Linked DNA regions of Homo sapiens: all the other regions are linked to region 3. A link is a loop called in an ENCODE intact Hi-C map of the cell type or tissue named here. Cell type or tissue: heart left ventricle. All regions are shown on one strand.

The links. Hi-C counts contacts between places; a loop is a spot of excess contacts. Peaks named below come from ENCODE experiments on the same cell type or tissue, not always from the same donor. Only the 100,000 strongest peaks of a DNase experiment are listed, where the experiment ranks them.
Region 1: a loop joins it to region 3, with 2.9 times the contacts of the local background. A loop is called at or near these places in 12 of 110 quality-filtered maps.
Region 2: it touches region 3 in a loop (25-fold over the local background); 78 of 110 quality-filtered maps call a loop at or near these places.

Annotation. Positions count from the first base shown.
Region 1 is chr2:44,710,895-44,718,894 of GRCh38, reverse strand. It overlaps CAMKMT (calmodulin-lysine N-methyltransferase), which reads right to left. Exons shown (of 11, transcript NM_024766.5): 7 at 3,542-3,608. Among named protein-coding and RNA genes, the nearest start is that of LINC01833, 220 kb to the left of the region's middle. In heart left ventricle, a CTCF peak has its summit at 3,104 (motif pointing right); no DNase peak of the experiment used is centred here.
Region 2 is chr2:44,951,192-44,959,191 of GRCh38, reverse strand. No RefSeq gene overlaps it. Among named protein-coding and RNA genes, the nearest start is that of SIX3-AS1, 13 kb to the right of the region's middle. RefSeq lists silencers at 3,299-3,488, 6,926-6,975 and an enhancer at 3,359-4,065. In heart left ventricle, CTCF peaks have their summits at 3,181, 3,383 (motif pointing right), 6,627 and 6,829 (motif pointing left); DNase peaks (open chromatin) are centred at 3,401 and 6,448; H3K4me3 peaks cover 2,453 bases; H3K27me3 peaks cover 7,917 bases.
Region 3 is chr2:44,388,453-44,396,452 of GRCh38, reverse strand. It overlaps CAMKMT (calmodulin-lysine N-methyltransferase), which reads right to left. Exons shown (of 11, transcript NM_024766.5): 3 at 6,148-6,212. It overlaps LOC124905998 (a long non-coding RNA gene), which reads right to left and starts at 6,141. Exons shown (of 3, transcript XR_007086301.1): 1 at 2,925-6,141. In heart left ventricle, a CTCF peak has its summit at 3,908 (motif pointing left); no DNase peak of the experiment used is centred here.

The sequences.
Region 1 (8,000 bases), 320 kb before region 3:
AAGTTTGGGTTATAAAAAAAGTCTTAACACAAGTTCCATAGTTTACTAAAATTCATGGATTATCAAAGAATAATAAAGGTCATAAACCTGAATTCACTAGCAACTTTCACACAAAGATACATACATTCTTAAGTGAAACTTACTTACATCATCACAGCAGGGTAAATTTAATAGACTTTTTAAGAACTCTCAACTAATATTAACCAGAGAATGACGCTATTCACTAATTCTGGAAGACCTAGAAATACGTAGACGTCAAAAGCTCCAAATGGTTCTTTGTTAAACAGTCACAATTTTGAAGACAGCTTTAGATAAACCCAACAATTGAGATACTGTAAATATCCTTGCTCTTTCATCAATCTCTAGCTATATTTAGTAGCATGGTTTCCTTTGTTCAAGAATTATTTTTGATAACTGCATATTTATATTCTCAAAAGCAGAGTACTTTGGACATACTTGTTAAGTGAATGGATGGCTGCATGGATGGACAACAAATAAACCAAATGACTGCATTAAGCTGAGATGTAATGAATATAATTCTTCATATATGTGGATCTTAGATTCAGCTAGGGCTAAGGCTTCCAGACTTTCACCAGCATGTCTTTCACATTTAGCTACAATCAGACTATGATTAAAATGGATAGAGGGAGCAGGAAAGTTTGGTAGCTAAGAGAAGAGTTACTTTAGGCAAGGATGGTGGTGCTTATGACAGCAGAGGTGGATTGACTGTGAAGCTAATGAAGGTTCAGCGTCAGAGCCTCTTGCAAGGCCCCTTCCAAGGCCCTTGGACAAGCCCTAGTAATGTGTTCACATGGTCATATATTTCTGTAAAATTTATCAAAGTAAGGTATAATAGAATTCATTCTTCCTAAGTGGGCCCTCAAAATAAGTTTCAGGCCCCACACAACCTGGGTCTGCCCCTGTGTAAGAGGTAGGAAGAGGTTGGTAGCAGGAGAAATGCTGATAGTTACTGAGAACATCATCGGAGTAGTGGGAATAGGAGCTTGGGTGCCAGTCAAATTTCTGGGCAGCTTGTTTTTTTTTTTTTTTTTAAATACCATTTCTTAGGCTTATAGTTCTCATACCACGACTTTCCTTTCAGCTTATACATCTTCTTTGCAAATGAAGTCACAAGAGACATTCAGCTGTTACAAACCTCATGTCAAGCTTTGAAGTGCTATTTAATAGCAGAAATATTTGGCTCACATGTGGGCTTTATAGCTATGGTAAATACTTCTTAGTTATCTGTCACTACTCTTATTCCACATCTCCAATTTGGAGGAGAAATTCTGCATATGCACTGAGGCACTAAAAAAGAATATTGAACTCTATCTTAGCTCTTTTGTGAATGGCTTCCTTTTATTTCTTCTCTCATGGAACTAATACTTTCATCACATTGTACTGGTTATGGGTGGGAAAGCAGTGGATGGAGGGAGAATACTGATTATTACATCAGTGGCTGGCCATTTCTCTTAGCTTCTTGACAGTTAAGTGATCAGGTCACTCCTTAATATAAGATCAAGGCATTTCAAGGACTAACTCATCTACCTGTTCACTAGAAAGTGCTTTAGTAGACTTTGAACAAAATGCTTACAGGGGTCAAAAGAAAAGAAACTGACCACAATTAGTATGAGATGAAGATGACAAAAAAAGCCCATCCTCATCTTGGAGGTTTCTATATGACTATTATTGACATATAGTCTATATGTCCAGGTACATATCAGAGCAATATATCTAGAAATAGCATTTTTGAGAACAGAAAAATAGAAACAAAGGCCATGTATTAAGCATTTGGTATATGTCCTTTGTTGAATAATGACATTTTGCTTGTTTATGTAACTTAATTATTTTATGAAGAGATGACAGAAAATACCATTGCACTCCATAAGTTAAACACTTGACATTTTTGTTCCTCAAAATGCAACATTTTAGATGTCTAGATATGTTTATTAATTAGTGATTATTAACACCCAGTAAACAACATTATGTCTTGTAAAAACACAATCTCTCTTCACAGCATGAAGCTGAAATCTATTATTCCCTGATTCCATATGCTGAAATACACTCAAATGCTCACAAATGACCTTAAACATTAAATAAATGTAAATGAGGACAACATAGAAAATGCACTTTTGATTGATAACTAAAAGACCAGGTTGAAAATCATGTCCAAAAACGAAGTCCTCTCCAGAAGGGTAAGGCCGTCTGCACTGTGAAGGAAAGGCTGTCCTAACAATGAGGACCCCACAGGTAACGGCAGACCCTTTCTCTTTCTCTCAACCTACCCCAGGTTTTCTGGGAAACAGAAGTGGTTTGTTCATTTATATGAGAAACACAGAATATGCTGTCCCCTGTGCCACCAGCTTACTCCCAACATTTTAAACAGGATTTAAAAATACACTATGGACACTTCATTACATTCACCAATTAATATAAGAGAAAAAAATTATTGCTATTCCATAGCCTCACACCAATATGTGTCATCACTTTGGTTTTTAAGCATTGTAGCTATTTTCATGTCCGAAGCCAGCACACCAAGATCACTGGCTGCCGGGGCTGTATCGTGGGTGTGTCCAAGAGAAATCAGTCTGTGGGCTTTGTCTGTTAATGAGTAGTTTATATAACTAATAAAAAAAATCAAACTGGGAAGTTGGGGTGGGAAAGTGTCTTTACCATAGGGAAAATTCAAAATACCAAATGATGACAGCTTCACAGTAATAAAGAAAACAATTAATTTAACAGAGAGTTATTCTAATAAAGTCTGTGGTTAAATGAATGACAAAAAATGCACAAATACAGCTGTTTCATGTGAAAACTATGAAATGATTACTCACTTCTCTAGATCCATTACCAACAGGGCAAAAATAAAATGTAGCATCACAGAACACACCATTGTTGTGGCTAAGAGCAAGCATTCCTCCTAGTTTGTATAAGAATTAACAGAATCTAAAAGCGAATGGACACCTAGACTATTTTAAAATCATGAAACAGAGCAGGGTTTCTCAGTGTTGGCACTATTGACATTCTGGGCCAGATGTTTCTTTGTTGTACGGGGGTGTCCTAAGCAACATAGGATGTTCAGTGGAATCCCTGGTCTCTACCACTAGATGCCAGTAGCAACATTCCCCGCTCTCCTACCAAGTCATGACAACAAAAAAAAATATCTCCAGGGAATGCCAAAAGTCCCCTTGGGGGCAAAACTGCTCCTAGGCTGAGACTCACTGGAAGAGAGCCATTTAAGGAGTTCCCAGGCCTGGCTTCTCCCAACCTCATACTGTATAATCATAAATCATCCCCAACCCAGTGTTTAATATACTTATCTTGTTTTCTCATCTATTAATTGGAGCTAATGAGAGTGTCTGTCTGCCTCATAGTATTCCAATGAGCATTAAATGAGATAATACTTGTAAAGTGCTTAAAACAGTGCCTGACACACAGCAGGTGCTCAATAAATGTTAGCTATTATTATTTTTAATAACCATCCATAGTATCAAGAAAAGCAATTTCAATGGGAATTTTTTAATGCAGAAAGGTATCTTACCAGCTTGATATTTTCTGGGTCTTAAACACACCAGCCTTCTGATTCCTTGTGATGATGTCTTGCACATCTACAGGACACAGTTAAGAAAACATCTGCACTGATTGTGAAGTGACCAAAAAAAAAGGTCCAGAAACAGTTATCTTTTTTTTTTTTTTTTTTTTGAGACAGGGTCTCGCTCTGTTGCCCAGGCTGGAGTGCAGTGGCGTGATCTCAGCTCACTGCACCCTCTACCTCCTGGGTTCAAGTGATCCTCCCACCTCAGCCTCCCTAGTAGCTGGGACTAAAGGCATGAGCCACCACACCCAGCTAATTTTTGTATCTTTAGTAGAGATGGGCTTCACCATGTTGGCCAGGCTGGTCTCGAACTCCTGACCTCAGGTAATCCACCTGTCTCAGTTTCCCAAAATACTGGGATTACAGGTGTGAGCCACTGCGCCTGGCCAATCTTTTTATCATACATGGGATGAGCACAGCGAAAGGAGAAGAGCTGTATGTGAGGTGTGAAGCAGGATGCTGACTTGCCACAGGCAAGCTCTTTTACTTCCCTGGGCTGCATTTTATCACCTGAGATGGATCATCATGGCAAGCCCCAGAGTTATGAGTGCTGGTGGGAAATGACTGTCCCATAGGTGCCATGTCCTACTTGCTTAAAAGGGCAAGGAGTCCAAAGGCAAGCCTCTCTGTCAGCAGGGAGAGCAATGTCAGTCTCCTGAGACTTTCCAGTGTGAAGTATTTCCAATCTCCTAAATGCTGCTAGGGAGGGGTGGAGAGGAGCAGCAGGATGACACTTGGGAGGAAGTGAGAAGAAAAAGATGAAGAAAATCTTGGAGAATCTTTGAGAGAAAATGAATTACTGAAGAAAGTCAGTTGAGTGAAAAGTCCCCTGAAGAACTGTCTTTACAGACTTACGCTATGGCCTTTGGCATGGAAGGACTTGTACAAAAGAGCCACATTTATGGAAGACATGTTTTCAGGAGCTGGTTCATTACATCACCCAGCGCCATATTTACAAGGGCCTGTTGGAAAAAATAGTCAGGTTTCAGCACCAGGAAAGGCTGGTCTGCAGATCAAGGGATGTTGCTTCCACTTCCTGGCACTATAACTCTTAGAGTTGATCCTCTTTTTCTTTGCTCCAGCACCTGTGCAACTCAGAGCCAAATGTGTGGCCTAACTCTAACAACCACAAAAGACCCTGTTGCGTATGTTTTCTCTACTGACCTCTATTCCTGGCTTCATCATATTTTCCTGGCTTTCCAATTTCCAACTGCCCTCACTTTCCCATTCATTTTATATGATATATTCTATGTGTCATGGTAAGAAGCCTCAAAATCCCTCTTTTGGAATAAGGCAGGTTTACATAAACAAGAAATAAAATAATTCCAGTGAAGGCTGCAAGTTGAACTAAATTGGGCCCATGGGGAGGACACCAAGCAGACAAGCGATGTTCTCCTATTGCTCAGAAAAACAAATTTCCTGAATGCTCAAAGCAAGCATTGACCAAGATCTCCCTGCAAAAACAGAGCCACAGGACTTTTTAACCCAAATCTCTGCTTGAACCACCAGGCACACCCATTTCTTCTCTGAGTGAATAAGCAGGTACTGTGATAGCTTTCTTCCCCCAGGGGTGGGTAGGAAAAATCAATTAGGTCTGCTAATGAAGGGCTTTGTTGAGGTTTACAAAAGTGCTATAATGCAGACTTTTTTTTTCCTGGGTGAACTTTCCTGTATGCAAATTAAATACCGTTAAATTACATTCATTAAAAAAATAAAAGAGACTAATTTGCCTACTTGTTTTGATTAACTAAAATGACACATCGGCCTACAGTTCTGTCTATTTCAGGAAGAAATTATTTCAGGAAAGTCTTCTAAATGAAATGTCTTGCAGAAAAGGACAGCTGACATCTTTATTCTGAGAAGAACAAAATTAGTAAAGAGTCAGCTGACAACTGTTTTTGATTAAGTTCCCCCACACTCTGGCCACACCCTCCTTAGAGTTTCCATGGCATCCAACCGCATGCCATAATGTGCCCAGTACACCTGTAGAGTCGTATGAGTACATGACTAATCTATCAAGCAAAACATATTATTTTGTTAGTGGAGGTAATACTTTTTATAAAATAGTCTCAGGGAAGTTAAATTATATAACTCAGAAAACCTATTAATAATTTTTAGTAAACATCTTAACACTATATACTTTTATACAATTTATAAACCTGTGACTCCAGGTGGTCAGGCTGAAGCAAACATATGTATTTATATTCTAGAAGCAATTTTTTAAATAAAAAAATTCGACAGCAGTATTTAGGCTGCTTTATTTTTAGAACTGGACAGGAAATAAGTTTTGTGGTTTAAGAGGTTTTTTTAAATATTAAAATGAGCATGAGAAGAAAAAATGTCAACAGTATATTAAAATATTACCTTAAGAGATAAATTCAGACATCCTGCTCCCCACCCCTTACTTTAGGTCAGATTTTGATGGTTCTTCTGGACGGCACTGTGTTGTCCAATAATAGATTTTATCATTCTTCTGTGTCACCTCAGTGTAATAAAGGAAATCCAATCACATTGAGTCGATATGTCCAGGATAGTGTTCAACACAACGGGCCAAATCGTGTTCTCTGAACCGCACCCACCTTCTGGAGGACTTCAGTGGGAGGGACTGGGTGCAAAGAAAGCCTTAATGTGATTTCTGATTAAATGAATACAGAGTAATTGCCTCCAATCCCCTTGTCTAGGCAACTGGACTTCCAGAGCTACAGGATATATGTTTGTGGCTAAAAAGAAACCGGAATTCTAACTCTAGGTTTTCTTCTCAAATAAAGCCCCGTTCAGAGGTAGGGCTCCATTTCAATTTTGTTTCAGTTGATTTTTATTCTTAAAAAATATTTTTATATAATAGTAATTTAAACAAATTATATACATGTTATATGTATGCATCATATTGTTAAAAATATCAGCCTCCTCCTGCAATTAGCAATTATTTATCAGTAGTTATATATATATTTTGAGAGTTGGCATGTTGTTTAAGCAAGAAGATATTTCAAAAATAATAACACTGTGATTCACAAAGCACCACTTTCTTGGTTTATGTTATCTTTATTTTCGCTGGAATACCAAAAATGAGGGTAGGAAACTATGAGATTATAATATAAACCCTATTCATTTTGATCTCTCAAGTTTTTTTTTTAATGCTTAATGTGGCAATATTTGCTAATTTAAGGCTGCAAAATATTCTTAAATGTGCTTATTACTCATATGAATTGAGAAGATACCATAGAGGTACTATAAACTCTGTTAGCAATGCCAATTGTTATGTTCGTGGATGAGAGGCCTTTATTTCCAGAGCATGTAAGGAAATGCAAGATGACGTTCACCAAATCATTTTAGTTTTTGGTGACCCAGAATGGTTTAAGTCGAAAAAACATAAGCTTTGAAGTCAAATGAACCTGGCTTCTAGTGCTGGTTCTAATATTTGGGGGCTGCGTGTCCTGGGATAAATTAATCTCTCTGAGCTCCATCTCTAAAACAGAAGTAATGATACCTATTTGTTAGGCTTAATGGAGTATCACGTGTGATGGGCCTGGCACACAGTAGGTGCCCAATTCACGTCAATTCATTATCTTAGTGTATAATTCAGGCAAAAGCTTTGGTAGGGTGAAGAGGTGGGTAAAGTAACTAACATGAGGTTTGGCAGTTACACTTTATTTTCTTTTCCTGCTGCTTAGAATTAATTACCTGAACCGGGCACAGTGGCTCACGCCTGTAATCCCAACACTTAGGGAGGTGGAGGCAGGAGGATAGCTTGAGCCCAGAAGTTCAAGACTGCCTGGGCAACACAGCAAGACCTCATTCTCCACAAAAAGGAGAAGAAAAAAAGTTAGAATTAATTATGTGAACATTTATACTGTAGAATTTAAATAACCAAAGTTATCAAAGAACTTCTGCCCTTCATGTATATAAATGTATTCTAGCCAAGGCAAAATCTGTGCCCCACAAGGATAGGTACTAGACCTATCTTGTTCACTATTGTATCTTTAGCACCTGTAATGACATGCCATTAATATTGGTTGAATTAATTTTAATTTAATTCCAAAAAATACATATTTGTTGTGCTGCTACCCAATCTGAGGCACATATAGTTTACTTATGACTCATCAGTAGATGGAAGTACAGCCGGCATTGGAAGAAGAAGCCTGGACACAGGAAGATGGCCCGGGATTTCCGTGTTATTAACCATCTATGGTACAGGCTGCACAGCCCACACGAAGCTTCACTTATTAGTTACTCAAGTCAGGGATTGTATTAAATAAAAATAATGTTAAACCAGGGGTGTCTCCTTTAAAAAGCACAGGGGATTTACCCATTTTTGGAGAATCCTAAGTTCAAGATCATGATCCACACTGTGCATACTTTGGGGATAAGATGCTTACAGAGAAATGGGTCACCAAACATTGGAATT
Region 2 (8,000 bases), 560 kb before region 3:
AAAATCCCAGCTCCTTCTGGCCCATCTGCAGGGTCGCTGTTTCCTCTGCTTCTGGACAGGTCATGATGACTCTGGTATCTCTGAGTCACTCTTCCCAGCTTAGCTTACTGTCCCCACCCTGTCTCTAAGCTGTTCTCCAGTGACTCAGGAGCCCAGATGTTCCTGGGGCATGCAGTTCCAAACTCGCATCATTGCAAGTTTTTAGTTTTAAATAAACATAGAAAACAATACAGCCGGCCGGGCACGGTGGCTCATGCCTGTAATCCCAGCACTTTGGGAGGCCAAGGCAGGCAGATCACTTAAGGTCAGGAGTTCAAGACCAGCCTGGCCAATATGCTGAAACCCTGTTTCTACTAAAAATAAAAATAAATAAATAAATAAGCTGGGCGTGGTGGTGTGCACCTGTAGTCCCAGCTATTGAAGAGGCTGAGGAAGGAGAATCACTTGAACCCAGGAGGCAGAGGTTGCAGTGAGCTGAGATGGAGCCACTGCACTCCAGCCTGGGTGATGGAAGGAGACTCCATCAGAGGGAGACTCCATCTCAAAAACAACAACAAGAATAACAACAATACAACCGAAGTTCTCACAAAGAGACAAGGGGGGAGTGTTGACACAGAAGGAAGAGCTAAACAGCTGCAGACGGAGGTGACACCCACTGAGGAGGGAGCAGCCTTCCCTGGAGGGACAAGGGGATATGTCACAATTCTATTTGTCTCTGATGGAGCTTTGGGAAAGGAGCACCACAGGGTTGGCCTGGATTATCCCCCAGAGCTCAGGGCCCCCAGCCACTCCCTTCCAAGGGACCCACATTCTCCCCTCCAACACACACTACCAGGGCTCCAGTCTCTCCGCTTTCCTGGAAGATGGAAGAGAGGAAAGCTTGGACTAGAACTTCTTACCCTATTGCAGGGGGACTTCAGGGGGAGAAAGAGGACTAGCAAGAATCCTATAACCTCAGGCCCTCAATTCCCTCAACTATAAAAATGAGGATGAAAATACTGATCTCCCAGGATGCTGCAAGGATGAAAAAAAAAATAAGCTGGTGTAAGAACCTAGGACATGGCTGGATGCCTAGAAAGCATTCAGTCATAAATTTTCACTTTCTTTCTCCTTCGCAGCTGTCTTTCTCATGTAAAGTTTTCACATTTTAGGCACTTACTATGGCTTTATGATAGAGACGGATTTTCCCCCAGGACATCCAGGGGATAGGGTGAGCATCTGGCTGCCCCTACCTGACTGACCCGGAGAGGTGGAGTTAGGTGTTCCCTGGGTCTGGAGAAAGGGAGAATTCTGGCATCAAGGGGAGAGTCTGACTCTGGGAGAGAACGGCCATGAAAAAAATGCCTGGAGCCAGGATCTTATCTACCTTCTCCAGCTTGTGTAGAAATCTAAGGGCTGGGTGCGGTGGCTTACGTCTGTAATCCCAGCACTTTGGAAGGCCAAGGTGGGAAGACTACTTGAGCCCAGGAGTTTGAGACCAGCTTGTGCAACATAGTGAAACCCTGTCTCTTAAAAAAATACAAAAATTAGCTGGGCATGGTGGTGTGCACCTTTTGTCCCAGCTACTCAGGAGGCTGAGGTGGGAGGACTGCTTGAGCCCTGAAGGGTGAGGCTGCAGTGAGCCATGATAATGCAACTGCACTGCAGCCTGGGTGACAGAGCGAGGCCCTGTCTCAAAGGAAAAAAAGAAATTTAAGACCCTAGCCCCTGAGGCCCTCCAGGATGCCAGCAGCTTTGCTGGGCTGGCCCTGTGACCCTGTCCCACAGCCAACTTGACCTACTCTTCCTGCAAACTACCAATCATGGTTTGTCTCATTACGTTGTTTAAATTCCCAGTCTCTCCTGACTTCCTCTCCCACCATGAACCTCTTTATCATAAGACAATCCAGGCTCAATCCCAAAGGACCGCAAACCGTTTCCAAAAACCCTGGGAAATTCATAGTTTTGGAGATTTCAGAAAGGTACCTATAATGGTCCGTATATTCTGTATTACATAACACCACCCAAGGGGGTCCAGAGCAGTACCTGTAATCCAACACATCAGCATTTCTGCAGTGAAACATCTGATATCTATGACAAGCAGGATAAATAAAGACTATAAATAGCTTCATACTGTTTAGGTCAGGTTTGGCTGCCAAATAGTTTTGGCAGCAAACATACCAAACAAACAAAAAACCCCAAAGCTTTTAGAATGATTGCATCTGTAGAGAAGAGAGTAATGGTTAGTATTTATGCTGCCTGAGAGAGAAGCAGGCAAGCAAAACTGTAGCTGAGAAAAGGAAAAGAGCCTGTGATGGCTCCTCTTAACCACTCCCCACCACCACCACCACCATCCTCTTTCCAGACCACCTGGCATTGGAACGCAGCCTCCCTTAGGCACCATGGTGGACTCTATAGAGCAATCGGCCACCTAACTAGCTTTGTACTTAAGGACAGAGACTTAGCCAGAATCTCGGTTTCCTTGTCTATTTAAATGGAAAACGAAGCAATTCCAAATATTCCTTTCACTGCTGACACTTGATACTCTTATCAATACATTCGCCCAAGCTGGCTGGCTATGCTGTCCAGAGCAAAGCAATGTCTTCACCATCAGACTGTGGAGCACCCCAGGAAACAGCTGTCCCTCTCAGCACCCAATGCTCTTTTGTACCCAGGTGTCTTTGGACACACACTTCCCAGTCCCTTGACTGTCCTTCCCTCCTCACTGGCCTGGAAAACTCATGCTTATCCATCAAGATTTGTTTCAAAGGCCCTCCTCGGGCTCCCACTTTGTCCATACCTCCATATGGCAGCTTCAATGATAATTTGTGTATTGTGTTTCTCTGCTTGCACTAAACTATAATCGCAGGGCCAGGGTCTAGGCTGCCATTGGCTGTCTCCAAGGTGTGGCAGCGTCAGGCATATGGAAGGCCTTCAGCAAGCCCTTGTGGAGAGGAGAGGGTACTAGCTCCGCATGGCTTCCCACCAGACAGCCTATCACCATGGAAGACAGCCCCACACTCCCGCTGTAGGAGACCTAGAGGCATCTATCTGCAAGACAAGAAGTTAATAGTGCCGAAGAAGGGAAATATTAGCATGAGACCTATTGCAAGTCCAGGTGGGCAGCCACGGGATCAAGTAGTAAAGCAAGAGAAAGGAGCTAGAAAGGTGACTCCAAATCCCACAGGCCAGGGTGGAGGGTCCTACCCACGCAAAATGGTGGACTTTGGTATAAGACAGCGCGCAGTCCCTCAAGAGGAGAAGCAGGCTATCCCGGTGGAAGAGGTGTTGCGAAAACTCGAGCAGAAAAGGACAGCGCGGCAGGGCAAGGCCCCCCACACCACCCACGTGCACTACCAAGGCCCGCGGTGCGGAGGGTTCGCATGCTATGCACCATCGCCGCGAGGTGGCAGCAAAAACCCGCCAGTGGCCCCAGAGCGCGCTGCTTTCCGCCTCCAACCTGCAGTGCTTTGCGCCAGGGTGCGCACAGCCAGCGCGAGGGGCGTCCGGCCGCGGAACCGCGGGGTCCAAGGCTGAGCACTGCTGCCAGGCTTCGGGGTCCTCGGAGGCCAAAGAGGGGACTTCCCTGGGTCTCTGGCTCTTGAGAGCTCCCAGACTGGAGTCTGGCAACTTCTTGGGGGCATCATGGAATCTAGCTATCCGACCTGCAGCCTTCCTCAGCTCTCCCATCCCTGGGGGAACGGGTCCACCATACTCCTGCCTCCCCGCTGGCCCGGCGTGAGGGGTTGCGTCCTGGACTCTTCTGCGGGGACAGAGCCCTAGTCCGCCTACATCCTTCACCACATACCTCCTGCTCCTACCCACCGCTCCCGCCAGCACGCGAGAGCGGGTCTGGAAGCTGAGGCTTCCCTCCCTGTCCTGCTCCTGGGTACCTGCCACACACGCGCCCACACAGTCGGAGACAGTTGCGGGCGTGGAGTCACCCAAAGGCCACGCACGCAGACACGCACTGGCACAGATGCGCCCTGGTCGCACCTACACTCCAAGCTCGCTAGGAGCAGATGTGAAAGGCCCAGGGGTGCAATGTGCAATGGAAGAATCGCAGGACTAGGGGCCGAGAAACTTGAGTTTGACTTTGACTCACTCCATTTCTCTGGGTCTCTAAACTCTCGCGTGTCCAATAACAAGATCGCCAAGCTGCCTGGAAGCCGACGCCTCCTCTGCGTGGAAGCGCCGCGGCAGCCCGGAAAAGCCTCTCTGAATGTCCCAAAAGGGCAAATGGAACATTCCCGCGCTGGGTTGGCTTGACCCCTGGAGACCGAGGCAAGGAGGTCGCGCGAAAACGGTGTGCAGGAGGCTGCGCGCACTGAAGTTTCGCAGAGCCTGCGAAGACTCAGGGGTTCGGAGGCGCGCGCGTCCTGGGTCCCTTGCGACACTTCTGACCCTCGGTACCCTTCTCACGGGCCACGCTTCCACTCACCCAGTGCGCTGCTCTCCTCGGGTCACCCCAGTTACTCCTGGAGGATTTGGAGCCTGGGACTCGAGCTTTCACCGTCCTCCCGCACCCCAGTGCCAGCTGTTATTGTGCAGTAGAACAAAGGCCGAAATGGGTGGGTATGGGAGGAGACCTGGCCCTACAGGACTCCCATTCTGGTAGGGAATGGGTTTTGGAACAAAGTGCAAGGGTTTGATTGGTTCGCGGCGTCCACCGACAGACCCCTCTAAGGAGCACGTGTGAGCACGTGAATTGTGAGCGCACAGGAAGCTGAAGGTCGGAGGGCAGCCTATAAGGTCTGCAGCTGGTCATCAAGTCCTCACCATTCCTCCTTGGAAATGCCTTTAACCCATTCTGGCGTCTTAGCTCAGTCCTGCCTATTGGAATAGTTTCCTAGGGGCCTTCCTGTCTACAGCCTCACTGCCCCCGACTACAGTCCTTAAGCAGGACACTGGATATTACCACTTAAGCTTTCATACAGTTTTTTTGTTTGTCTGTTTGTTTGTTTGTTTGACTGTTTTGAGACGGAGTCTCCCTCTGTCTCCAGGCTGGAGTGCAGTGCGGCAATCTCAGCTCACTGCAACCTCCGCCTCCTGGGTTCAAGTGCTTCTTGTGCCTCAGCCTCCCGAGTGGCTGGGATTACAGGCATGTGCCACCACCCCCAGCTAATTTTTGTATTTTTAGTAGAGACGGGGTTTCACCATGTTGGTCAGGATGGGCTCGATCTCCTGACCACGTAATCCGCCCGCCTCGGCCTCCCAAAGTCCTGGGATTACAGGCGTGAGCCACCGCGCCCAGCCACTTTCATACAGTTTTATTTGGCTCCCCAGTACCCATGGGATCAAGGCCACACAACTTGCCTGATCTTGTAATTAATCCCTACTCCCTCTTCCCTCAGAATCAATTACCAACCTCTCAAAAACCCATGGGCCCCACACTACAGTACTCCCGGCGGGCCAGCCACACTGCACTGCTCCCCACTGGACCTGACACCTCCTCCATGCCTTCCCACCTGCCATTCCTGCCTAGAATCTCCTCCACTCAATCCGATTCATCCTTCTGGGTCAGTGCCATCTGCTCAGAGAACTCAGAGAAGCCCTCTCTATCCCCACCGCCAAAGTTGTAGTAATTAATTGCGAAGTTGACACTCCGGGAAACACTGTGTGCAACTCCACGGGGTTGGTTTGTTTTTAAGTGGTGACCTCAACTGTCCCTCCTACTGGATCGTGAGAAACTTGAGGACAGGGCTCAATTGTGCTTGTCCCTCTCCCCTCCATTCTTCGAGAACTTAGTTGATATTTCTGCATCATGCTCACAAGCACTGGACAAGCCCCCGGGCTCATCTGCAGGTAGACTTGTCACCCGCACAAGGTAAATATTTCTCTTGCAATTCATGAGAATCTGCACAACAGTCTCACTGCACACTCAACAACGTTCACATGTATCCACACACTTCACATCCTCGATTCCCAGGCCCACTGGGAAGTGCTGGTGGTTTAAGCGGAGGCCGGTCCGCTGTGGGAGCGGAGGCCCCTGAAATCCCCGCTCTTTCTCCTGGCTTGGTAGGTCTGCCTGCACGTAGCTGCTTGCTGAGCGCTTGTCTCGCGTCTGGTCCTCCTAGGCAGCGCGTAGGAGGCGCGTTCCTGCAAAGTCCTAGTGCAGGTGGCGGGAGCGATGGCGCGCCCAGAAGGGCAGAGCCCAGGGCCGCCCGCTCCCGGTCCTATCCCACTCCCTTCTCCCGCTTTTGCCTCATCTTGCGTGCCCAGAGAGGCGTCTCAGAAAAGTATTTCCCCCGCTATCGGGAGCGCACGGCGAGGAAGACAGAGAAGGTCATCGAGTGTGTTGGTGTAGCCGGGTGAAGGTGGAGGTTGGCTGTGTGACAGTGGCCAAATTATGGCCCTCTCTGAGCTTCCGTTTCACCTCCCGGTATAAGCGTAGCCGCTTCAGCTCAGACACACAGGGGAAAGGCAGCGGTGGCCGGGGCCTGGGTTCCGTGCGCCCGCACATGTACAAGTGTCCGTCGGTCCTCTGTCCTTCCTCCCAGTCGGGCCTGGCCAGGCGGCGCCAGTGTGTCCCGGGCGAGGTAGGGGCAGGCAAAAGGCGGCTGCGCCTGTCCCGGGCTGCAGAGGGAGAGGCGCATACGCAGGGAATTAGCAGCGCTTCCAGTCGTTAAGGGGCCTTGCTAAGATATTCTGTTGAATGGCGGCAAATTAATTATTATGGTAAATATCGCAAAATCCAACAAACCAAAGGCAGTGCGGGCCCAGCCACAGGCCGGGCCATCGCCTGAGGCAGCCCAGCCCCGCGGGAACCGGGTGCGGAGAAAGACGGCGCGGCTGCAGGACCAGGGCATCAGGCTGGGAGAGGCCGGGGCTTCGGCCACAGCGCCTCCCAGCGGCCTGAAAGAAGAAAGACGGAGTCCGAGCCTGAGAGGTGGGGACAAAGGCCCAGCGAGAGAGCGCCGCGAAGGCCGGAGGGCGGAGCGGGGACCAAGGGGCGCGCTCCCCACCGGGCCACGTCCGCAGATCCCGGACCCCTGCCCCGGGGGCCGCGTCCCCCACGCCCCGCCGCGCTCCCCCTCACGTCTGGACCCTGCCTTGGTCCCTCGGACCTCCTGTTTCGGTTCCTGGGCCCCGCACACTCTTCCTGCCTGCAGGGATCCGAGAAGTCCCCAGGGAACTCGCCCCTCCTGCCAAGCCTCATCTTTTCAGAAAAAAATAAAAATAAAAAATAAAAGATAGAGAACAGCCAGTGCCTGGCTGGTCTGTAGCTCCTCCAGCCACACAGCCATTTCCATCCTCAGGCAGAGAGGGCCTCCACCCTGACTGAGCCTGCCGTGAGCAGCCTGGCGGGGCTGGAGTGTAGGCAGAGCCTGGCACATGCATGTGTGTGTGACTTGCCTGTGCTCTCCTTTCTTGCCAGCACATTCTGTAAAGGTCCTCGACGTCTTGACGGGTTAGACTCCTGCAGGTTAAAGCCCTTTTCTTTTCCAAAAAGAGTGTGTGTAGAAACCAGTTAGAGTCGTGGTTTTATTTGTAAAAAGTGGGGAGTCGTTGCTAGGAGTGGAGATATGCTTCTGTCCCTTGCGGCATCCCTGAGCAGAAGTGGGTGGTTGCCTATGCCCACTGTAGAAGGCAGAGGGGTGTGTGTGTGTGTGTGTGTGTGTGCATGCAGAGCAGTGACTGTGTGTGTCTTACGAATGGAATCATATTGGGGGCATCTCTAAGAGTGTGTAGTGTGAGGGGAAAAGCTGCCCCTGAGTCCAGGGAAGGGAGGCATGGGAAGGTGGGTGCTTTCTTGGGTGGGCCTCTTCTGGGCAGAGGAAGCTGCATGACCTCCCCAGCCCACAAGGGGAATGGGTGCTGTTGGGCCCCAAACTGCTGTGCACCCCCAGTATTCGTCCCACTTCCCAAGTCCAGCCGGCCACAAGTCAACGTGCTCCCCTAGGCGCTTTCTTGGAGAAGGAATTGCTCTCCTGCTGCAATGGCACCCTCTCCCCAACCAGCCTTGGCCCTCCCCCTGCTTAAGCCTGGGAAGCTGCTCCCCATCTTCCCTCAGACCCTTC
Region 3 (8,000 bases):
AATTTTTGGCTACGTTTTTCTCTATCTTACAGGTTTTCAGATTGTCTTTTTATTATGGATTTGTAAGAGCTCTTTATAAAGAAAATACATCTTCATCTGAATATATGTCATAAATAATAATTGCCAGTGTGTAATTTGTATTTCAATTTTTTTGATGCGCTTTTTGAATAAAGGGTCTTTAAATCTTAAATTAGTCAATCTATTAACCTTTAAATTCATGGTGTTTGACTCGCACTTAGAAGGACCTTCTTGATTTCAATATATTAAAATTATTCATCTGAAATATCTAAGAGTGTTATGTTTTTAATTAAATACTTAACCCATATTAAATTTATTTTGGCATATAGTATATAGGAGGGAGTCAGCTTTATTAGTTTCCTAAATTCCTAGGCAATGGTCCCAATACTATTTATTAAAGAATCCATCCTTTCCTCTCTTACTAAAATTGTATCTTCATCATATGTTAAGTCACATATATTTAGGTCTTTGTGAACACTTTATTCTAAAAATATTGATTTATATGTGTATTTCTGCAATAATGCCACACTATTTTAATTGTGTAGCTTTACATTGTTTTCACATAACAAAATAATGTATGATATTAAAACAGAATGGCACATACCAAAAATATCTTCTATCTTGTATTATTTTGAATAACAAAGGTACTGAAAAAATTCAAGAATGAGGCAGATGATATTACTAACCATAAAAAATACAAATACTATTTACAGTTTACTTGGTACTTTCACATTATCTAATATTATGTTCACCTCACTATAAAGTACTTATTGTTTCCTATTCAATTTTACATAAGGAGTTAAGACTTGTACAAAGACTCGTCTACAATTACACAGCTAATAACCCGCAGAGCTAAAACCTGAACTTCATATCCCATGTACCTTCCATAACCACTCTAAATTAAAAACAGAGCAATGACCCATAAAAGCCCAACTTTTTCATTTTTTAATCAAACCACTGTACTGTGTATATGTATATATCTGTATATAAATATAGATATACAATGCATACATGTATATATAATGCATATGTATACACATACACTACATAGATGCATTATATATCTGCATATGTACATGTATACACATATACTACATATATGTATATATGCATATGTATACACACATGCTACATATATGCATTATATAACTACATATACATATACACATACATATGCATTACATATATAGACATCTTTATTTGAATAAGAATAGCATTTTAAAATCCAAGCTGACATTCTTGAAGCTTTGATAATTTCACCAACATTCCAAACCCTAACTTTATAACATAACAACAATGAAACAGAAAAACTAAAAATTTAGACCATATTTCCAAAGAAACTATTACCTTTGGTTTCCTAAATACAAGTAAAAAGTGAAAACATATAATTTTTTTTCCTCTAGAAAAACCAGGAAGATAAATATTTGATTGTCTTTTTTTTACAGGAAAAGTCTTGCTATATTGCCCAGGCTTGCCTCAAATTCTTGGGCTCAAGCAATCATCCAGCCTTAGCCTTCTGAGTAGCTGGGACTACAGGAACATACCTCCACACCTGACTTTTATTTTAATGAGTCTTGCTTTCAATAATAACTGATTACCACCCCAAAAGAGATCAGTTTTAGATACATCACAAACAGACAAACAGATTCTGCTATCAGACCACTAGGAAGCAAAGTCTATAGCTGTGTGCATTAAAAATCCTGGTCAGGTCAGGCACAGTGGCTCTTGCCTATAATCCCAGCACTTTGGGAGGCTGTGGCGGGTAAATCACCTGAGGTCAGCAGTTCGAGACCAGCCTGGCCAACATGGTGAAACTCCGTCTCTACTAAAAAGACAAAAATTAGCTGGACATAGTAGCAGGCGCCTGTAATCCCAGCTACTCGGGAGGCTGAGGCAGGAGAATCACTTGAACCTGGGAGGCAGAGGTTGCAGTGAGCCAAGATTGCACCATTGCACTCTAGCCTGGGGGACAAGAGTGAAACTCCATTAAAAAAAAAAAAAATCCTGGTCAGTCTTAGAATTCACTAGGGAAAACAAAAATCACCACTGTCACATGTACAAGTATATATGGCAGAGGGTCTACAAATTCCTCCAGGAGATAATGTGACACCAACTACCACAGGGTCCTGTCATGGAGCTCAACCAAGAAAAAAAATTTTTTTCAAAGAATAGTAGAGAAGTTTTACCAATACATCCCCCAGACTTAAGCTGCAACATTTGCCAGGAATCCTGCTTCACAATGATATTACTGAAATGATTTAACTGCTGACCTCCTATCCTTTAAAGGATTATATACATTATATTGTACATAGTTTATAATAAATTATACGAAGTACTAACACTTCTGTTCATACTACTCAACAAAGGATGATGTGCTTAAAATGTTCCAATGAATCTACTACAGACCCAAGCATAAGATGAGATGTTATAAACAACAAATAGTTAAATTAGATACTATGGTATCCAAATTTGGATCAAGTAAGCACTGAGAATTACATTTTTAAAAATTCCTTTCAGTAGTGGAACGAAATAACTTTGGAGAAAAGGAAAATGATTTTGGAAGAGACAGCATGGTGCAGCTTCTTTGACCAGAGGTCAGAGGACAAGCTAGAAAGGAGTCCCTGCCCACAGAAAAAGCAGAAGCAAGAAATCTGCTACAATGCTTATAGAGCACTCCCTTGTTACCCAAGGTATCTGAGCGACATATCAAAGGAGACACAGAAGCAGCCAGTACCTCATCTGAGGTGAAAGATGTCATCCTATACTCTTCCCTAGGTAGCTTGTCAGCATGTCTTTCTGGGCACAATGAATCAATAGTAGACACAACCTCCTGACCAAGAAGCTTTGATATCTCAAAAGAAAGTAGGTTCTCAAGTAGTAGAAACCAAATAATGAAATATACATACCTATTCCTAGTTAAAGGTAAGCACTTTCAAAATGGTTTGTTTTCCACCATAGTAAATATAAATATATAAAAAGAAGGTTGGGTCGTATATCACACAGCAATAAATCAATACGCAGACGTGATTCATTCTGTACGAGATTCCTCTTAATTTCTTCCCACAACATTCGAAGAAATTCAAGCAATGAAAAGTTACCTCAAAAATATAAAACACTTTGCAGTTCATACATTTAAAACCACAAAACTTCTATACAAAAAAGTAAATACAAAAAAATTATCTTTTCTAATAGTAAATAAGTTATCTAGAGGTTTATTTTCCAAAATTAAAGAGATTTTTCCACGTCTTTTCACTTAGAGCATAAACCAATTCAGAAGGTAAGACTGATCCTTTCATCTCTGAAAATTTGCAATGAATATAATCATCCCCTGATATTCAAAATGAACTTACAATTGAAATTAATGGTTCTACTAAACCATGACCATACCTTTTTTTACTGTATCTACACATATCAGGTTTTTGTGACTAGAAAATGTTTTAGTTAAGCTGTTTTTTCTATTACTAGGAAGCATTATTAACCTAGAAACAAATTCTTAAAATAAATAGATAATTCCATCTCTTGGTTCTCTCATCTATTAGAAACTTTTTTCCTCATTCTAATTGTCCTTTAACATACTACCATGGTGGTGATTTATGAACTGATACTCTTGTATGGAACTTTCACTCTCTATCAAAAGTACTTCTTTATTTAAAGCTAGAAGTAGAAAAATTAAACTGATATTTTTAAAAATTAAAAAATCGGCCAGGAAAAATCTATTTTTTTGTATTTTTGAATTACTGAATATATTAAATATATTATAAATGAATCAAATAGAAATGTTTAGACACATCTTTATATGTCTACATGGTAAAAGCTTAGGGTTATTATTTGAGCTATTTATCCTAATTATATTGGGCTATGACAAAGAATTATGATTGTGGCGCCCTCTGCTGGGTTTTCTAGTCACAAACTCAATATCACTATTGGCATAATAAAATCAAATTTTTGAGGCATCAAGTGAAAAATCACTTTTTCAGTCCATGGTTACTTTACGTCCAAGATTATATAAAAGTCATAATCAATATTTACTTTATTGGAACAGGACTTTACCAATTTATCATTAAATGAAACATCTATATAGATTTTTCTGTTAAAATAAAAAGTAAACATAAAAGGTACACAAAACAACATATTTTAAGAGGTCTTATTTTTGTCACCACTTCTATCACTCAGCAATATATCCAGGTTTTTAAGGCAACATTTATAATGAGGCATTTTAATAAACAGCTATTTTGCTAATTTTATCTAATTTTTCTGCCCTGTTAGTTCAATTAAAATAGTATAAGACAGAATAATCCTAATAATATTATCTTCTTTATTAGGAAAAAACCAAAAGAGGTTATATAGGTACTCATCGCCAGTAATAATTAATAACTTTTATTGCATATCAACTCTCAGCCATGCAGTATGTACGTACTTTCTTTATAACACAGCCAGCCCTAAGAGATGAAAACAGTTGAGGTTCATAGAGATGATACAAATTGCTCAAGATGAATTTCAGAGCCAGAAGTCAAATGCAGGTGAGTATCATTCCAAAGTCTTAAACCTTTCTACCAAACAAGAGACAACAGTGAAAAAACACCCTGAATATGCAATATTTCCGTTTGTTCATGCAACAACAACACGGGGTATGGAACAAGTTGATGGGAAAAAATGTTAGAGAAGGCTAAGACAGTCATTCATGCCTAAAATAATAATTGATGCCTTTAGGAAATTATTTTTATTTTACATAATGCTGTCAGCTAGTGGCCCTATTTCATACGGAGCCAACTGGGAACAATACTTGACTTTTACATTACTGAATCAAAAATTCCACATTTAACATTCTAGAATCATTTTCTGAAATTACATATGTTTAAGCCTGACTCAATGATATTTAACATTACCCCAGAACTAAAAGAGTATGTATCCTCAACCATCATTGGTATGCTTTGCCCAGTCCTTGCCTAGACCTAATAAAAATATGAGATACACCTAAGTGGGAGAGAATTCACTAAATGCCAACATGGAAAAACTAAAAGGCATTCGGGTTCAAGTTGGTGTTTGGAAAATTTAAAAAAAAAGAAAGAAACTAAAAGGCACATCAGTCACTATCCATAAAAAAGAAACCTACATTATTTTAGGTATTTAGGATAATTTAAGGACATTTATAGATTCCTTAGTGAACCACAAATATTTTTCTATAAAATCAAAAGCTTATCATAATGTGGACATAAGAACAAAAGTGTTGTCTGAGTATTACTGAACACAATTCTATGCAAATCTATTTATTTGATAAAACTGCATTGTTAAGCCAAAGACACTACCTAAATTCAGCCAAAAGTTAACAGTTCTGAAATTTTCTTTGAGAAAAAGAGTATGAGTACTATTTTTACATTTAAAATGCTCATATTTCATTGACAATTCACTATCTTAAGAGAAATGTCCTATACAAAAAACATAAAAAGTCCATAGCTCCTATGATGGTATGCTGTTTAACTCAGTGACATAAAGGTATTCTTGGCTGATGTCTTTCATCACATGAAATTAATTACAAGAATTATAAGAAATATTTAAGTGATTTTCTCAGTGGACAAATCTATCACCAATTAATCAGAAGCTTTGATGAAAAGGCAATATATTCTGTAATATTGTAATACTGCATCAAACAAAAACACTCTGGTATTAATGTATAGTAGCATCAAGAAAAATATGTTCTGGGTTTATTCTACAGTGAAAGTAAAGAAGCAGGGAATGGCAAAGAAAGCACCCGAAACAAAGCAAAGAAGGAAGAAACAGCCCCACTACTGAATTAACTGAGGTCAAAATGGAAACAAAAATAAAAGGGACAGTACTTCAGTGTCCAGTGTTCTTTCTGACCTACTCTCTCCATCTCCCTCTCTCTCTCCCTCCCCCACCTCCCCCCCACACACACACACCTGCGAAGTTTAGAAACTGCAGTATCCCATTTTGTCGGTGTACCTTATACAAGGCTTATTTTGCAGCTAAAGACAGTCAAACTTTCTATTATATATACATATATGCATACATTTAGTGAGTATAATAAATATTAGTGAGAAGAAAACATCAACTATAAATTCACTTTGTAAAACACTAAATATATTTCTATAGAGTGAATGTATAACTTACAAACATTTCCTGTATTGTCAAAGCTGGTAAGGACATCTTCAACATTCAAGGATCCACTATTATGCCTAGAAAGGAGTAAAGCGTTTGCTTTAATGATTCTGAAATGTTAACATTTTTAGTATTCAAAAAAGCTGAGACTGAGACTGTATATTATGGTATACCCAATAGCAATAAATTATTCCATGCTATATTTTAAGAATATTTTCTGCCCACTAGAGGGAGAAGGAAAGAAATAACAGTATGGTCCTCAGAATATTTAACATAATGACTTTTTAAATGATTAATCTACATCTTAAAGTACTAACAAATAATATTTACTTGTTGGGTTTTCATTATGTAAAGGGAAGTTCTTAACCTTTTTAAAGCCAAAAACCCACACAGTATACTTAGAGAATCAAGCTGAAAAATCATCACCTTCCAGAACCACACTCAACAATACATAAATTTACTCTATAACAGCACAAAAAATTCAGAACTTCAGTCACAAAGAAATAGCCAATCTTCAGGTCTGCTATTCCATCTACAGACAGTTATGAATGTCAGGGAGCAAAGTTTTTGTATCTTTTGCCCACTAATCTTAATTCTAATGCCTTTAATTCTAATCCCGCTTCAGTTAACAACTCTTTTAAATATTTGACTTGACACTGATATTTTATTAATACCTATGAAAAATACTATTTGTTATATACAAATAGACTCAATTGTGCAATAGGTCATAGAGTTTGAGTTTCTCAGGGGAAAAAAAAAATTAGTGCTAATCCATCTACAATCCTCTACATTCTCTCCCATATAATTTACAGCTGAAGTTCTTTAGAATGTTATAAAAGTTTGTAATAACCATTGATAATTCATAAAAATTTACTTCAACATTCACTTTGTCATTTAAAACTTGTCATAAGTGATATATAGAATTACGGACTGAAGTGTGCCTCCCACTTTCCCCAAATTCTTATGCTGAAGCCCTAACCCTGGTACCTCGAAAGGTGACTATATTTAGCAATAGGGCTTTTAAAGGTAATTTAGTTAAAATAGGGTCATTAGGGTGGGCCCTAATGCAATGTGACTGGTTTCTTTATAAGAAGAGGAGGTATTGGGAATCTCACCCCCATCCCCCACAGCAGCTACAGCAAGACCCACCCAAGGAGATTCTGAGCTCAGACAGGCCTAGCCCTGCCCCTACATGATGGTCCTTCCCTACCCAGCCTGGTAGCTGAAGACAAAGGGCATATACTCTTGGGAGGTCTAGGGCCCCGCCCACCACCAGTTCCTCTCCGTATTACTACAGTTGATGCTCTCTGGAAAGCACCACCTCCCAGCAGGAGGTCAACCAGCACAAAAAGAGAGCATTAAACCACCAAAGCTAAGAACCCTCACGGACTCCATTGTACCCCCCACCCCGCCACCTCCACCAGAACAGGCACTAGTATCCACAGCTAAGAGACCCATAGACAGTTCACATCACAGGACTCTGTGCAGACAACCTCCAGTACCAGCCCAGGGCCAGGTAGACTCACTGGGTAGCTAGAACCCAGGAGAGACATCACAGCAGTTCTGCTCATAGGAAGCCACATCCATAGGAAAACGGGGAGAGTACTACATCAAGGGAACACCCAGTGGGACAAAAGAATCTGAACAACAGCCTTCAGCCCTAGACCTTCCCTCTGACGGAGCCTACCCAAATGAGAAGGAACCAGAAAAACAACCCTGTTAATGTGACTAAACAAGGCTCTTTAGCACCCCCAAAAAAATCACACTAGTTAACCAGCAACGGATCCGGACCAAGAAGAAATCCCTGATTTACCTGAAAAAGAATTCAGGAGGTTAGTTATTAAGCTAATCAGGGAGGCACCAGA